Regions from separate parts of the Mus musculus genome. Here region 2 is linked to region 1. The links are chromatin loops, found by intact Hi-C in ENCODE. Cell type or tissue: heart. All regions are shown on one strand.

Region 1 (8,000 bases):
GGCTCCTCCTTCTTGGACTCTTGCTTCAGTTTGTAGTCAGCCAGGGCGGCCTTGATGGCGTCTTCTGCCAGCACTGGAAGGCATGGGAAGGTAGACAGCTTCAATGTCTGACACCAGAGGCATGGTCTTTATTACATCTTATACACTTACACACATACAGCATTGTATATTTGTATGTCGGTATAAATACCTATCTATTTAGAATACGTATGCTTGTGCTTGTATGTGAGTGGCTGAATGTGCTTGGGCATGCGTGGTGGTCACAGGACAACTTTGGGGAATGGGTTTAGAAGTTCTTTTTTTTTTTTTAATAAGATTTATTTATTTTTATTATATGTAAGTACACTGTAGCTGTCTTCAGACACTCCAGTAGAGAGAGTCAGATCTCATTATGGATGGTTGTGAGCCACCATGTGGTTGCTGGGATTTGAACTCCGGACCTTTGGAAGAGCAGTTGGGTGCTCTTACCCACTGAGCCATCTCACCAGACCCCGGGTTTAGAAGTTCTAACTCAGGCTTGGTGGCAAGTTGTTACTTGGGCCATCTCCCTGGCCTGAGAGGCGGGCTTAAGGAAGAGAACCTTTTTAAGTTGGTGGGTACTAGAGTCAGGAAGATTCAAGAGTGTGCTACTTGCACACCTTTCTGGCTGGAACAGTGAGGGTATTGCAGAGAGTGCTTGTCACCTGGCAGCAGTCTGCATGCCTCCTGCTGCAGCCCCACACTGGAAGGCTAGTACTGAGAGGATACCGAGGGTGAGGCTATGGGCGAAGCAGAAGCCGAGAGCTGGAAGGGGGCAGAAAGCTGAGCATGTCAGGGTGACGTCTTACTTCTGCTTTCTGGAAGAGGCTTAGCAGTGTGGGAAGGCTCTCGTGGGGCAGTGTGGTAGGTAGTGCACTGTGGCCTCAGGCACTGCAGACACACTCAGAGACAGCAAAGGCAGACTGGGGAAGCGCAGGGTGGGGGAAGAGCTGCCTGTCTCAGCTGCCCGGCCACCGTGGGGTGGGAACAGCAGACTCTGAACAGATCCAAGCTGCCTGGCAGGTGGGGCAGACTCACTGGAGCAGTGCAGTTTCACAGGCGGCAGGCAGAGCTCCTTGGCGATGTCGGTGTTTTTGATGGTCAGGGCTTCCTCCACCTGAAGTGTGGCGGGGTAAAGTACAGTTTCAGTGAACTTGACCTTGCTGAGCGTGGGCAGAACACACCTCAGGATAGGCTGTCTGAGGGAACTCCTGCTACATAATTAATTCAACACAATTCCTGGGCAGGGCTGCCACTGTGTACCAAGGGATCTCTAGTCGGGGACACAACCCGGGCTTCCTGGCTGTGTAAGCAGGAACAAGAATGCTCACTGCCCACTGAAGGCAGGCATCGCCTAGGCTGCTGGGCAGCATCTGCCTGAGGATGCCTGGGGGTCTGAGACCTCTGATGGATGAAGAGGCAGAGGCATGCTTATGCATTAAGGAAAGCCGGTCTCCCTCAGACAAGAGGCCTCAAGGTCAGAGAAAGGGTCTTCCTACTGTCTGACCGTAGTTCAGAGCCCTGAAATACCAGGAGCATGTGCCCAGTCTCACTTCCCCTTTCTCCAAGGCTAGTTCTTAACCAACTTCCTTCGAGCCATTTTCCCCCAGAGCAAGCAGGTGTGGGTCTCCCTGGCCCCCAGGAGCTCAACGGCCAGAACGCCTGGATCCTGTGGAGCAGGTGGCTCTGTTAGAGCTGGCTGGCGTTGTGAGCATCCAGGACTGGGCCCCGTGAAGGTCCACACTGTTCTAAGACAGGGTCTCATGCAGTCTGGGGTGGTCTTTCAATTGCTAAGTAGCTGAGGGAGACCATCACACCCCAAGCCTCCTGTCCCTTCCTTGTCTGAGCTGGGATTACAGGCTTGTGTGCCCTGTGCCACCATGCCATGTTAGCGTGGGTGGTTTCATAGCTGCTGGATCTCAGCAGTTTCAGCTCTTAAAGATTTTGATTTCTAAGCCTCCCTCGGACGCGGCTGTCTCTGCCTTCCTGTGCATGCCCGTCTGGACTCCTACTTGAAGCAGGAGATGGGACAAAACTGTGAATGCCGCACAGCAGCTCTCAGGGGACCTTGGTGACCTCAGGGACATCAGGGAGAGCCCAAGACTGCCTTTCAGTTCTGTGGCTGGGCGGCCTGGTGCTGATCCTCATCTACGGAACTGACAACCAGTGACAGCAGCGACTGACACGTTGCCTTAAGCAACAAGATGGCCTTGAACTCCCAGCGTGAGGAATGTAACCAGGGCTTAAAAAACTGGCTTTTTTCTTTTCTTTTCTTTTCTTTTCTTTTTTTTTTTTTTTTTTTGAGTTCCTGCTGGGTGTCCCAGGCAGGCTTTGAAGTCACCATCTTTATCTTCCTGCTTCTTGCTTTGCTGCGACTCATGAGTAGACTCTCCCAGAGCCAGGGTCACAGGGAGTTCTGATTTAATTCCATGTTTTTTGTTGAGACAGGTCTCCTTACGTATCCCGTGCTGGCCTAGAACTCACAGAGCTCCTTCTGCCTCTGTTGGGCTTTACTGCTCCGGGATTAAATAGCTTTATGACACTTGTGAGTGGTCTTACCGTTTTCCCCTTTACCCACTCTGTGGCTAAGGAGCTGGAGGCAATGGCGGAGCCGCAGCCAAATGTTTTGAATCTGGCGTCCACAATCTTCCCCTTTTCATCCACCTGGATCTAGAAAGGAAACAGAAGCTAAGCGGCCACAGCTGGACCTGTCCTTGAGAGCTGGGACCTTCTGGAGGTCCACAGTGTGTGTTCCACATGAGCCCTGGCTAGTGTCCACTCCAGATGCTGTGACATTGGTCACCGTGATTTGTTTCACAGAGCTTGGTGACAGAGAGTGAAACTTGGGGTCCACACAGGTCCAGCTGGCACAAAGGTAGGGAAATGGTGCCCCTCACCCCACTTGGTTGTTTTCAGCCCTAGCCCGCTGTATGTGAACTCCTGTTTTGCAGAGATCTGTTTACAGCTGCTGCCCCTGTTAGCACCTCAGGCGCAGAGAGAGAGAGAGAGAGAGAGAGAGAGAGAGACAGAGAGACAGAGACAGAGAGACAGAAAGAGACAGAGAGAGATTACCTGCAACCATGGCTCCATCAGTACCTTTCTCTGGGGCACCAACTATAATTAGCGGCTCTTTCCTGCTTGCCATGAAGGAGGCTGAGCTAAAGCTATGGCTGACTGAAGCACAGCCTGCCACCTCCCTCTGCCCCGCTTCCTTTTCCTGGAGAGGTTTGGTTAACACAATATTCCTTTTCTCACTGAAAGCGCTAGCTCCTGGTGGCCTTCACTTGGTCAGAACAGTCACAGAGTCTTTCGATTGCTCGGTGAGAGCAGGATCTACACTGATCAGTGAGGTGGAAGATAAGGTCATCTGTTTCAGAACGAGACCCGAGTCTCTACCCTCATCATCCATGTCAGCCACTGATCCCTCCTCACAGGAATACACAGACAGGACAAAAATGCTTTGTGAGGTCTTGTTGGGGTGCAGGTAGTAATCCTTTCACCCAGTCAGTACCTGCAGTTTCATGACGTCACCACATGCCGGAGCCCCCACCAATCCGGTTCCAACATTTTTAGATGTCTTGTCAAGGGATCCCACGTTCCGAGGGTTTTCATAATGATCCACAACCTGAAATGGCAGATCAACAGAAATCGCTACGGTCTTTACTCTCTCTCTCAGATCAGCAATCTGTATGGGACAGAGGTGGGAGACCCATGTGTGACCCAAACTCTTTCTATCTCCTCCCCAACGACCTTTGTATCGAAGATACTGTCCAAGAAACCGGTGAAAACTCAGACACATCTTCCTTTCAGGGGGCTGTCAACCAGAAGTAATCCCCTGACTCACACACTGTACCAGATCTGGGCTCAAAGCACAACTTCTCTTTTTTACCAAACACAATACACAAAGAGAAGTATGCACTTACAAAAAATCCCGAGAATAAAAACAGCCCCAAATGGAAGAGTTCCCCAGAAGTTTCAAGGTCAGAGATGAGCTGGAGGTTGGGGAACGAACGAGTCATTGGTGGCTGTAAACATAAACACAGCGCTACCCTGTGGCAGGAGCGCCCCCTGGTGCCTTAAGGCTGCCAGCCCGTCAAGGTCCTGCAGCTATAATGTCAACAAAACAACCTTCCCTTTGGGGTAGAAGGCCTTGGGCAAGAGCACCCAAGCCAGAACAGAACAAGCAGCTGTTAAAGTCAGGGACACACTAAGATTTAATAACCGAGCTTTCTCCCGCTAGTTACCAGGAGGCACCCTCATCTGCAGATTGAGTCTAAGCCCTGAGCCCCCATAACGCATCATCTAATCAAGGACTTTGGGGGGGGGGGGAGGGAGTGTCTTGTACATCTGCGGTAGCCTTGTTTTTCGGAGTGAGTCTCCTGTCAAGAGGATTTTAACGTCCCTAAAAGCGTGGGGGCCCGCAAACTACTCTTCTTCTATACTTTCTGCTCCCTACCAATAAACACACAACTGAGAACCGAAGTTTTAATGTTGGGCTAGGTGCTTGGCTGAGCTCGAGGCCATCGGCTCCTAAAAGAGTAAATAAATCGCCATCAGTGGTTTCCCTTGGTTGGACCGAGCGCTCCACGTACGGGGACTTCAGAAGACTCCTGTCAGGTCTGAGAGAAAGGATGGGAGGGGACCAGTGACTTGATCAAGGCCATCTGGCCAGGGCAATGGCTTAGCTGGGGAGGACGCTGGTGCTGTCGAGTGTGCTCAAGCATGCGTGTGTGTGTGTGTGTGTGTGTGTGTGTGTGTGCGTGCTGCCCCTTGACCCCCGGCACGACATACCCGGACCCTCCCTTCTGGGCTGTCAGCCTTGGGACACTCGGAGTGACGGCCGCGGCGGGGCAGAGGCGGCCGCGGGGCTCCTCGGTGCTGGTGATCTGCGCAACGGCGGCAGGTCCCCTCGATGGTTCGCGCACCCCCTCGCCCGCCCATACCTTCTTGTGGTAGAGCCTGGCCGGAGCCGACAGCTCCCGGGCGGGCAGGCGCGGGCTCCGCAGCAGCAGCGCCGACGCCGCCCGCCTCAGACGGCCAGCTCCCGTGGCCGCCGCCATCCTGCCGGCTTGAGCTGCGTCGACCTCGGCGACGCCGGAGGGATGGCGCGCCCGTTCGACGTCACCGCAGCTCGGCGCTTGCGCTGGCGTCTCGGCCCGGCTACGCCCCCTCTGACCGCGCCCTCGGAAGGGGCGTGGCCAGGCGCAGAGCGGGAAGGTCCGAAGCGGCGTGCAAGGTTGTCTGGTGCTGCGATGGGCGTGGGGATGCTCGGTTTCAGGCGTGTTTATGATTCGATCATGCATACGTCCCTGGTAGACTTTTGTTCAGGCTGTGGAGTTCCTTTTCTTTCTTTCTCTCTCTCTTTCTTCCTTTTTTTTTTTTTTTTTTTTTTTTACTAATTCCGAGGTAGCCGTTTCACCCATGGAGCAAATGCATATTAAGTGTACTCTAGGTGTCACTAAAAAAAAAAAAAAAAAAAAAATCCTGGGAGCAAAACGGACGCGATTTCTGGCTCGTTAACCTTGTTGATGAAGGGGAAAGGCAGTGCAGAGGGAAACAGCAACGCTTTTCCGACCTCGAGAACGAGGGGTATAAGAGAAACGAACCCCATCCCTCGACACCTACGTTTGTTTTACCGCCATGCACATCATTCCGAATCAATACTTATTGTAATGTATTATCATTGACTATAAAAATCCACAAAAGCGACTCGTTTAACACAACTACGAGGTACTAGGTGTTACAAAGGGGAGGGAGCTTTATTCGAGAGATGAGACTTTTCCCATGAGATGGTGCATCCGATCGCGGAGGAACTGCAATCTTGTCCGCACTTGAGGGTCGGTTGCCGGGAAACAACCACGCACCGGAGCCGGCCGAGCCTTACAGAAGGTCTTTAGTCCAAAGCGACGACTTTGACCTTCCTAAGATGGCGCCTCGACCTTAACTACGGACATCACGCACGCACCACTTCAGCTGTGGCTGCCACTTCCGGCCCAAAGACCCGACAGCTGTCCACGGTTGTAGCCGGACGCAGGTTATGCTCGTGAGCCTTTTCTTCTGACGGTGGCGTCTGGAGGCGCTAAAGGATAGCATCAGCGGTGGATTCTCCACAGCTTCCTGCTCCCTGAGGCCGTCCGCGACGCTCCCGCTGGTGGCCGAGCGGAGTTTTGATCAGGCAGACGCCGCGGACAGCCCGATGCTCGCCGGGCTTCGGCGGGCGAGGGAAGACCCGAGAGTCGCGGGCTGCGCAAGATGGCGACGACGGCCGCATCTTCGGCGTCCGAGCCGGAGGTTGAGCCCCAGGCCGGGCCTGAGGCCGAGGGAGAAGAGGATGAGGCGAAGCCGGCCGGTGTGCAGCGGAAGGTGCTGTCCGGCGCTGTGGCCGCGGAGGCGGCGGAGGCCAAGGGCCCCGGATGGGACCTGCAGCGGGAAGGCGCGAGCGGGAGCGATGGGGATGAGGAGGACGCCATGGCTTCCTCCGCCGAGAGCTCCGCCGGGGAGGACGAGTGGGAGTACGACGAGGAGGAGGAGAAGAACCAGCTGGAGATCGAGCGGCTGGAGGAGCAGGTTGGCCGGCCTGGGTGGCGGCGGCGGGCTCCCTTCCTCCCTTCGGGTCCCCAGGCCCGGCCCGCCCCCTCGGTCCTCCGTGGTTATGGAGACCGCTGAGGTCGCCGGGACGCCGTGAGCCACCGTGAGTCCCCGCGTCCCCGGCTCAGTGCGCGCCCAGGGCGTCCCTAAAGTATTCCATTGAATAGTGTTTAATCCGGTTTCCCCGGGAAACTGAGGCTCGTTGAGGGGGCTCCTGCACAAGGTGCCACCGCACCTGAGAGTGTTTATCTTTTTAAGCTTTTACTCTCTCTTTTTTTTCTTCTTATTTTAAACTTGTGCTTGTATGCCTGCGTGGACACGGTTGTCTTTTAACCATGTGTGTTCCGGGGATTGAACTCTTGGTCATCAGGTGTGGCGGCGGAGCCATCTCTCCAGCCCCGGACTGTCACTCTTTTTTTTTTTTTTTTCCGAGACAGGGTTTCTCTGTGTAGCCCTGGAACTCACTTTGTAGACCAGGCTGGCCTCGAACTCAGAAATCCGCCTGCCTCTGCCGCCCAAGTGCTGGGATTAAAGGCGTGCGCCACCACGCCCGGCCGGACTGTCACTCTTAACCAAGTGGTTTAACTGTCTGACAGTCGGAGGGGAACTTATTTTCCTTTAAGGATAGTAATAGTGGTCAAAAGTGGTGTAGAACGAAAAAAACGAACGCGACTGTAATAGAAGTGCAGAGGTTGAGGCTTTTGGTCTGAAGGCCAGGGCCCAACTCACTCACTCTCTCTCTCTCTGTCTCTCTGTCTCTCTCTCCCTCTTTCTTTCTTTTTTGTGGGGGCGGGGTTTCAGGCAGGATCTCAGTATGTAGCTTTGACTGCCTTGGAACTCATTATGTATACCAGGCTGGCCTGGAGCTCACAGAGATATGCCTGCCTCTGTCGCCCCTACCAGGCCAGAGCTGCCATATCCAGCGCCCCCAACTCCCTTTTAATTTACGTGTATGAGTGTTTTCCCCGAATGGGTGTGTGAGCAGAGACCAGAAGAGAGCATCAGGTCTCCTCGAACTGCAATTGCAATTAGGGACTGTTGTCAGGGGTTCTGTGGTTGCTGGGAATTAAAAACTGGTTTCTTTAGAAGAGCAGCCAATGTTCCTAATCGCCAAGGCTGCATCCTTTTGGAATTCGGTAACAACTAATACTCATGTGTCCTCAGTGATTTTTTTTTTAAACAGCTTCCACTGTAGATTAGGAGCAATAATTTCTGTGAAATAATCATTATAGCCCATGACTCCTGCCTAATGAAGTTGCCATGGTAACTATGGCCCCAGTGCCTGGTCCCAGGTAGTAAAGCGGTCCCTGATCTGTTATTGGTGATAACTCCTTTATAATCCAGTATGCTAGCAGGGGTAGGTGATGAATTCAGATTAGAATGGTTTGAGCAAA
Region 2 (8,000 bases), 220 kb before region 1:
GGCTGAGAAGGTCGTCTCTGCTCTAATTGATGACATCCACAACTTTATGAGTTTAAAACTGACTCCGCAGAGATGTCTTGACCTCTGCAGGTGGTCAAACTGTGACATGCATATGTTCTCACACACACATACATACACACACTCATATGCACACATACTCACACATATATGTATACACATACATATACACACACTCATACACACATGCACACCCACACACATACACAGATATACACACACACACACACAAAGCTGGCATTCTGGAACACTCGTGATCATCTATCAGCCAAAGAATAGCTCCAAACAGAGGGGAGCCCTGCTGGGTATTGCCATTCAAAACCTGTCTTACTTAGTGCTGAAAAACTGTGGACCAAATTCACAGACAAAAAGTATACTCAGTCCTGTTTTGACATAGTTGCCTTCTGAAAATGCAGAGGATGCTTTGTGTCGACATAGGGGGCAGTTAATGGCGCCATTCTCAGATCTTTAAAAACCGAGACTCTTTGCACTTAGCAGGAGCGTCTGTTAAATACGAGCAACTGGAAACTTCCTTACATTGCGGGGTAACCCCACTGAAAATCCCCTTTAAGGGTTGGTTACATGGTACATAAAGGAGCCTTGCCACTAAGGCTAGTGACCTGAATTTGATTCATGCATGTATTCATACGCATATCACACACACACACAGATAATAATAAATAAAAATTTAAAAAGAAAGACAATCCTTATTTGAGGATGGAGACTGTTGATACCCTCAAGACGGTGGAAGAGGCAGGGAGGAGCCAGGTTTCCTCTCGGGCTTTGAGGATGATGGAGTGGGACTGGAGACTTGTGATTAGCAAGGCTTGGGTACCACAAGAGGTCCAGAGTAGGGGTCGGGGCTCTGTGAAAGAGAAGTTTCTATCAAGTTGCCCAGTACCGCCTTGCTGGGGTCCCTCACCCTGGCCCACTGGCAACCTTTCCAAAGCCAATGCAACGCGCCCGCTTATCCCCACTGCTGTCCCCGGGCAAGCTTCTGGCCGGCCCACAGTTCTCTCTCCCTCCGTGGGTTAGTCCAGCTCACGGAAATCCTGCCTCCTAGCAAGTACTACTCCTTCGAGAAGCCTTTCCTCTCGCCACCCACTAGTCTGCGTTTCTAGACACCAGAAGGAATTCGAAGATTAGATCAGCCCTTGGTGGTGCAGGCGTTGGAATCCAGGACCTTGAGTAGGCCGGCGGGACACCCTGCTACTGGGCTACACCCCAATCCTATGCAAAGCAACTCTGCAAGCGGATTTCACAGTCCCGGGGGTGGGGTGGGGTGGGGGGAGGCCCCGCACTTTGTATGAGCAGAGTAACTTTCCTTGAAAGAATAAACGAGTGAGTCTTTTACAAACTCTGGGCAGCTTTGCTCTGCTGGCCTTGCCTTCGGAGGCCTCAGTTTCCCTACGCTGCCCGCGAGTCTAGCGGCGGAGGAGGGGCCCAGGCCGGGCGGCTGCAGCCAGCGCGGGGGCGCGCGCGAGTGGACGTGACCGCGCGGCGGGGCCCGCCCCAGGCCGGTCACTGGCGCATGCGCATCACTGCCCGAGCGCTGCGGGCCCGGCGGACTCCGGAGCCGGGGAAGGGGGTGGGGGGTGGGGAGTTTGCGGGAGGGAGGAGGGAAGAGGGAGGGAGCGAGGGGCGGGCCCGGCGCGGCTGCCCGGCCGGCTGCTGGAGGCCCCGGGCCGGGCCCGCGCCGCGATGGCCTTGGTGACCCTTCAGCGCTCTCCCACGCCCAGCGCCGCGTCTTCCTCCGCAAGCAACAGCGAGGTGAGCCCGGCCGCACCCTCCCACAAGGTGTGAGGCGGAGGTGCGTCCGCCCTTGGGGTGCGGGCGTCCCCGCGTCCCGGTGACTGAGCATGCGCCGGGCTGGGGTCGCGGAGGTGGGGGGGCGGGGGGGGATGCTTCCAGATCGCAGGGCACCAGGAAAGGCTCTGGTCGGCTCTGGGCTGCAGGGTCTCGGGTTCCGCTCGGGGCCTGAGCTCATGCTGCTTAATCGGGGTAGATGGGGACCGGAGCGTCCGGGTCCTCAGGACGGCCTGCCCCAGGCTGTGCTACCCCAGCCGGGCTCATCCCACCCCCTTCCCCTGATGAGCTTAAGGCCTCGGAGTAAACCCCGGATGACCCAGCCGGCTGCAGGGGACGCCCCGCTGTGCTGGGCTAGCCCCGCAGGCCCAGGAAGTTGCCAGCTGGAATCTGGGCCCTCTCCCGGGGTTGTGTGTCTGCGTGAGACTTGGCTCAGCACCCCTGCGTGCCCGTGTTGGTGCGTTTTGGGCTCGTCTTGCGGGGACTGGCAGGCATCTTTGCAGAATGGCTGTGAGGTTAAGCCTCCAGGGCCCTTTCTGTCTGAGACTCTTTCATGAGTTTTATCTGCAGGCAGAAGGTTCTGGTTGCCTCCTCTTTGCACACAATTAGGCAGGGCAACTGAGAAGTTAGATTGTAGTAAGGCCTCTCTTCCCACACAGCTCGGTTCCCCTACAACAGTTTACAAAGTGCCTTTTATCTTGTGTTCTTCCTAGGAAACTACAGGAGCATAGGGAAGCAGGGAGGGGCAGTACAGGCCTTTGCAGCCGAAATTCTCTTCCTTCCTTCCTTCCTTCCTTCCTTCCTTCCTTCCTTCATCATGTAGTTGTGGCTGGCCCCCTGCCTCTGCGTCTCAGATGTTGTCAGTTCAGAAGAGCTTTCCACACCTGGCTCTCAGCCTGGATTTCTAGCCAACTTCCATAATGTTATGGGAATTTAACACTTGGTCGCTTCCAGTTCCTGTATTAGACACATTTTTAGGCTTTTAATCTTTTTTTTTTTAGTTGAGATGTAACTCACAGCCTGTGGCTTTACCTTTTGGAAGTATGTAAGTCAGCGTTAGTAGACACACCCGCTCAGCCACTCAGTCCCGAAGCTTCAGCGCCCCGCCCTTCTCAGTTACCGCTTGTCTTTGCTTCACCCCCACCCCGGGGCGTCCCCTACTTCTCTACATTTGCCTACGCTGTAGTTCATATAACAGGAAATATGCAGTGTTGCCTCTGTCTGGCTTCTCCCTCTAAGCGTGCTGGTCTCAAGGTTTGCCCATACTGGGTCTAATCATTTCTTTCCTTTCTATAAGAATTCATTGTATGGGGGGTAAATTTTTTTCAGGACACTGATTAGGACATTTTAAAAATCATTTTATTATTATTATTATTATTATTATTAATGTTATTTAGTACTAAATGTTTGAACCAGACCCTTGTGTGTGCCTGGCACTACGCACACTACCTACATTTTAAAAATTACATTAAGGTGTGTATGCATGTGTGTGCATGCGTTTGTCTCTCTGTCTGCTTCTGGGCATATGCAGGTGCCCACGGAGACCAGAAGAGGATGTTGGATCCTGTGGAGCTAGGCTTACAGGGGGCTTGTGAGCTGCAGGTTGTGGATCTGGGCATCTGCTTTTAGGTCCTCTGGAAGAGCAGCAAATGCTTTTAACTGCGGAGCTCTCTTCTGCAGCCCCCTTCCAGCCTCCATTTTAAATCATTATATGATGATCTCCCAATGACCAATTAACAGAAGAGAAAGCCCAGAAGAAAGCCAATGTTTAAAGTGTGAGGAGGCCCAGAGCCCTCTTGACTTTTACATCCTAGGAATGTGGAAGGTGGAGGCAGGAAACCCCTAGTACAGGCTGCATGGCCAGGCTAGTGAAATTAAGAATGGGCAAGGTGAGCGAGACCCTGACTCAATATGGAAGACAATGACATCGCCAGCAGCCACATACACACACACATGCACATGTGAACACATACCAGTCACACCTGCAAGTACACACAAACCCTAAAATCCCAGATGGCTTTTCTTTAACTTGAGCATGCCTTTGTCACCTGGGATGTTCCTGGGATGGCTAAGCTGCCTTCCCGATGTGCCCAGGTCAGGAGCAAGGCAGAGAGAGTAGACAGCAGGTGCTCCCTGTGCTGGGAGACTGGAATCCCGATTGGCTGTGCCTCCCGCCCATCCTTTTCCCACTTGGCTTCCTCTCTCTCTCCAAGTCAGATCTTCGGATGGGCCTGGATTGTTTCTTTGGGGATGATGCCGTCTCTCTCTGCTTCTCTGGCATTCCTGACCTTACATCACCTTTCAGTGGAAAACCTCAGATGGTGACTAAGAAGTCAATGGCTGCGGAGCCCGTGTCCTCTTTCCCCCAGTCTGTTATCCAAATGCCACTTCTTTTATGAGTCAGGGAGACAGCGGTTTCCTGACAGAGCTAGGTTAGCAGTGAAGCCTGGGAAACCAAGGGAAATCACAGCTCTTGGTCCCACAGCAATCTTGTCCTCTTACTTTTGTCCCCCATCACCTCCCCATACTTTCTGGATCTTTAATTATCTCGTATTTGTCCTTTTCCTGTTGACCTTATTGAATTCCTTTGTGAGATCAAGGGGAGCTGAGAAAGAGATACATAAACTGTTTCCCCTAGGTGTATAGCAACATTGTTTTGGACCAATGTGCAAGGTCTGTTTTTCATGGGCACAGGCTAGTCTCCAGGCACTTGGGACCAGGGCTTCTCAGCCTCGCTGCTGACCCTGAGACTCAGAGGTGGAGGCTTCTCCTTCAGCAGCATCCTCTTGCTCCGCCCACTAGATGCCAGTAGCACCCTCCAAAAAAATGCCCCAGTGGCCCTTATTGAAGGAGTCCTTACATGTGGTGATCCGCTGCTGCTGTTTGCTTCTGTCTAGTGCTGCAATGTGTGGGGGGCCTGCCCTGGTTTTTCCCTTCTCCTTTACAGCCCAGGAGCCAACGCGGTCCATTCCCAGTGTGTACATCTATAAAGTTGTACATAGACTCTTCATATAAGGGGGACACCTTATGGAATACTCATTCTTGGTGGAAATGGTCTCCTCTTGATGTATATCCCATACTGCCCAGTTCCCTTCCTACCTTAGCTCTGGATCCAGTTCCTGCTGCCCTTGACCTCTGGCTGGCTGGCTGGTCCCCAGTCAGTCTTGTGTCTGTCCTGGCTGTCACACTGCTCTGATGTTCTCTTCCACACAGTGGGTGCTTTAAAAAAAAAAACACGCCAACTCCTCCTGGACCACCTTGTGTTTTCTTCTCATTTTGTGTTTTTGCCCAGAAAGGAGAGGTGGGGAGGGGAGTAAGTAGTGATGGGGTTAAGATATTTAGAATTCAATGCCCGGATACCTTCCATGGCCGAAGTCTTGTCTGGCGTGGCTTTTCGTTTCAGTTTGGTTTTGGACATGCCCGCTTGCTGTGTTATCTGGGCTGCTCTCAGATCCCTGGGGCAAACGGTTCCCCTGCCTTAGCCTGTTAAGTAGCCAGGGTGACAGGTGTGTGGACCTTCTTTGGGATGGAGTTTTTCAGTGGTATTCCTCGGGCTTGCTGGTGTGCCTGGCTCCACAAAGAAATAGGTTTTCTTAAGACGGTAATCCCGTTTCCTGTAAAAACAAAACCAGAATAAGACTCAGAGTCAGTGTGTTGTCTAGTCTAGGGCTTGAAAGAGCCTTGGGAAACAGAGCCCATGGGGCTCGGCTCAGGCGGCTGAGACAGAAATAGGGATAAACATTAGGAAACCTGAAAATGTGGAGCGAGAGTGACTCAGAGGAACAACACATCAGGTTGGCATGGAGAGGGCAGGGGGTGTGTCTCGAACACGGCAGCCTCCTTCCTGGATGCCTTTATCTTTGCCGGGCACCGGGGAGTCTGCTGTCAGAGCTAATAGTGGCGGCTGTGAGGTCACACACTTTCTCTCTCTTTCCCTGTAGTTGGAGGCTGGCAGCGATGAAGAACGGAAATTGAACCTCAGGTAAGTCCACTTGGCGTTTGTCCTTAGGTCCGGGAAGTAGGTGAAGAGCACTGTTGTACGGTTGAAAAATGGTTTTATAACCGTGTCTTCATGGAAGCCCAAGCTACAAGCTCGTAATCTTACCAGAAGGGATTTGGATCTCTTTGAGTTCGAGGCCAGCCTGCTCTACATAGCACGTTCCGGGCCAGCCCAAGCTCCGTGGTGAAATACTACTGTAGAGATTACTGGTTGTAGTACATACCTGTGATTCTAGGAGCTGATGAGGCAGGGTTGCAGTTTTAAGGCCAGCTTGGACTACATAGTAAACAAACAAAAAACCTGGGATGTGTCCTTTGCCCATCACGTACAAGGCTCTGGGTCCATCCGCAGCACCACAGTAAATGAACAATTAAGTAAAAATCGTATGTGCTTGGCTACTCCCTGCTTAGGGGGAGGAAGAACTGCTGAGCACACACAGGGTCTCAAGCAGGCTAAGCAAAGGCTCTACCACTAAACACCAGCAGCCTGTAACTGCCTTGATATGGGATGTCATTTGCAAAAGGAGGCAAATAACTGTATTTTTTCTGTGCCCTTCATTTCCTTTGTTGTTGTTACATGTGTGTGAGCGTGTCTGTGTCTGTGTGTGTCTGTGTGTGTGTATCAGAGAACAGTTTGGAGCATTCATTTCTTCATGTGGGTCCCTTGGATTGAACTCAGGTCCTCAGGCTTGGCAGCAAGGTCCTATGCCCGCTCAGCCCTCTCGTCGCCCCTGATATATTTTCTTGCAGAAGTTCCTGTCTGTGTTTAACAATCATTGTACTATGCCCTCTGTTTTTTCATTCTGCTTTGGACAAGCTGCTACTTTTGAAGTCAGAACATCACTTCTTTTTGCTTGCTTTTTTTTTTTTTTTTTTTTTTTTCAAAATGAGGTCTCTCTGTGTAGCCCTGACTGTCCTAGAACTCACTGTAGACCTGGCTGGCCTTGAACTCAGTGGTCCATCTGCCTCTGCCTCCTGAGTGAGTGCTGGGATTAAAAGTGTCGTGTGAGATTGGGATTGATTGGTAGCCGAGCTCACTGAGACAGTTTTTTTTTTCCATTTTTTATTAGGTATTTAGCTCATTTACATTTCCAATGCTATACCAAAAGTCCCCCATACCCACCCACCCCCACTCCCCTACCCACCCACTCCCCCTTTTTGGCCCTGGCGTTCCCCTGTATTGGGGCATATAAACTTTGCAAGTCCAATGGGCCTCTCTTTGCAGTGATGGCCGACTAGGCCATCTTTTGATACATATGCAGCTAGAGACAAGAGCTCCGGGGTACTGCTTAGTTCATATTGTTGTTCCACCTATAGGGTTGCAGTTCCCTACTGAGACAGTTCTTAAGGGCTGGAAATGGCTCAGTAGTTAAGAACACTGGCTGCTCTTGCAGAGGACCTGAGTTTGGTTCCCAGCACCAGTGTGGTGGCTCACGACCACTCGTAACTCTAGTTTATATGACCTGACACCTTCTTTTGGCCTTGGTCATCATGTGTGCATAGGTACATAGAGATAAATGCAGGCAAAATCCCTAGAAACATGAAATGATAATACATTTTGTAAAATTCCCATAAGATGTAGTCACCAAGTGGGTGTGGTGGCAAACGCCTTTGATCCTGGTACTTGGAGGCAGATAGATTTCTGAATTTGAGGCCAGCCTGGTCTACAGAGTGAGTTCCGTGAGTTCCAGGACAGCCAGGGCCATAAGAGAAATCCTTTCTTGAAAAACAACAACAAAAAAAGATATTAGTCACCAGTTACTGTAGGGGACACCAAAGTCATCTGGACTTTTTTTTTTTTTTTTGCCAAAAATTCAGACCTCCTTCTCTTTGCCCATCTGAAGTCTAGCTATATGCCTAGACTGGGCAGATCTAACTACTAACTTATTCCCCAGCTATAAGACCCTTCCCTACTTGTGGTTTCTCCTGGACACATGGTTCTGCTCCATCATGGCTTCCTCCTCTTCCTGTACTCTCTCCCATCACTCTCCAGAACCTCTTGTTGCACCTTTCCCTTCCACTGCCCAATCATAGGGTCTAGCTTTTATTGAGTAGCTAGAATGGCAAGAAAATTCACATGAGATCACATGAATATGATCAGGGTTAGATCTGCTTCCTCAAGAGGGACTGTTCTTTGGGGAAGCAGAATTAACATCAGAATAAATACAACAGTAGCA

Evidence for each region. A loop is a pair of places that touch in the nucleus more often than their neighbours do. Peaks named below come from ENCODE experiments on the same cell type or tissue, not always from the same donor. Only the 100,000 strongest peaks of a DNase experiment are listed, where the experiment ranks them.
Region 2: a loop joins it to region 1, with 2.6 times the contacts of the local background. A loop is called at or near these places in 1 of 42 quality-filtered maps.

What each region holds. Positions count from the first base shown.
Region 1 is chr5:113,769,906-113,777,905 of GRCm38, reverse strand. It overlaps Sart3 (squamous cell carcinoma antigen recognized by T cells 3), which reads left to right and starts at 5,506. Exons shown (of 19, transcript NM_016926.2): 1 at 5,506-6,585. The coding sequence starts at 6,271. Iscu (iron-sulfur cluster assembly enzyme) reads right to left here and starts at 5,105. Exons shown (of 5, transcript NM_025526.5): 1 at 4,962-5,105; 2 at 3,530-3,643; 3 at 2,578-2,688; 4 at 1,057-1,135; 5 at 1-73. The coding sequence starts at 5,078. In heart, a CTCF peak has its summit at 4,085 (motif pointing left); DNase peaks (open chromatin) are centred at 865, 5,225, 5,985, 6,245 and 2 weaker places; H3K4me3 peaks cover 3,959 bases; H3K27ac peaks cover 2,654 bases.
Region 2 is chr5:113,987,452-113,995,451 of GRCm38, reverse strand. It overlaps Ssh1 (slingshot protein phosphatase 1), which reads left to right and starts at 1,662. Exons shown (of 15, transcript NM_198109.5): 1 at 1,662-1,788; 2 at 5,766-5,806. The coding sequence starts at 1,720. It overlaps Gm52825 (a long non-coding RNA gene), which reads right to left and starts at 5,630. Exons shown (of 3, transcript XR_003955978.1): 1 at 5,575-5,630; 2 at 5,185-5,438; 3 at 3,218-5,043. In heart, CTCF peaks have their summits at 1,138 and 4,622 (motif pointing right); DNase peaks (open chromatin) are centred at 1,541, 2,161, 2,711, 2,931 and 2 weaker places; H3K4me3 peaks cover 2,651 bases; H3K27ac peaks cover 3,168 bases.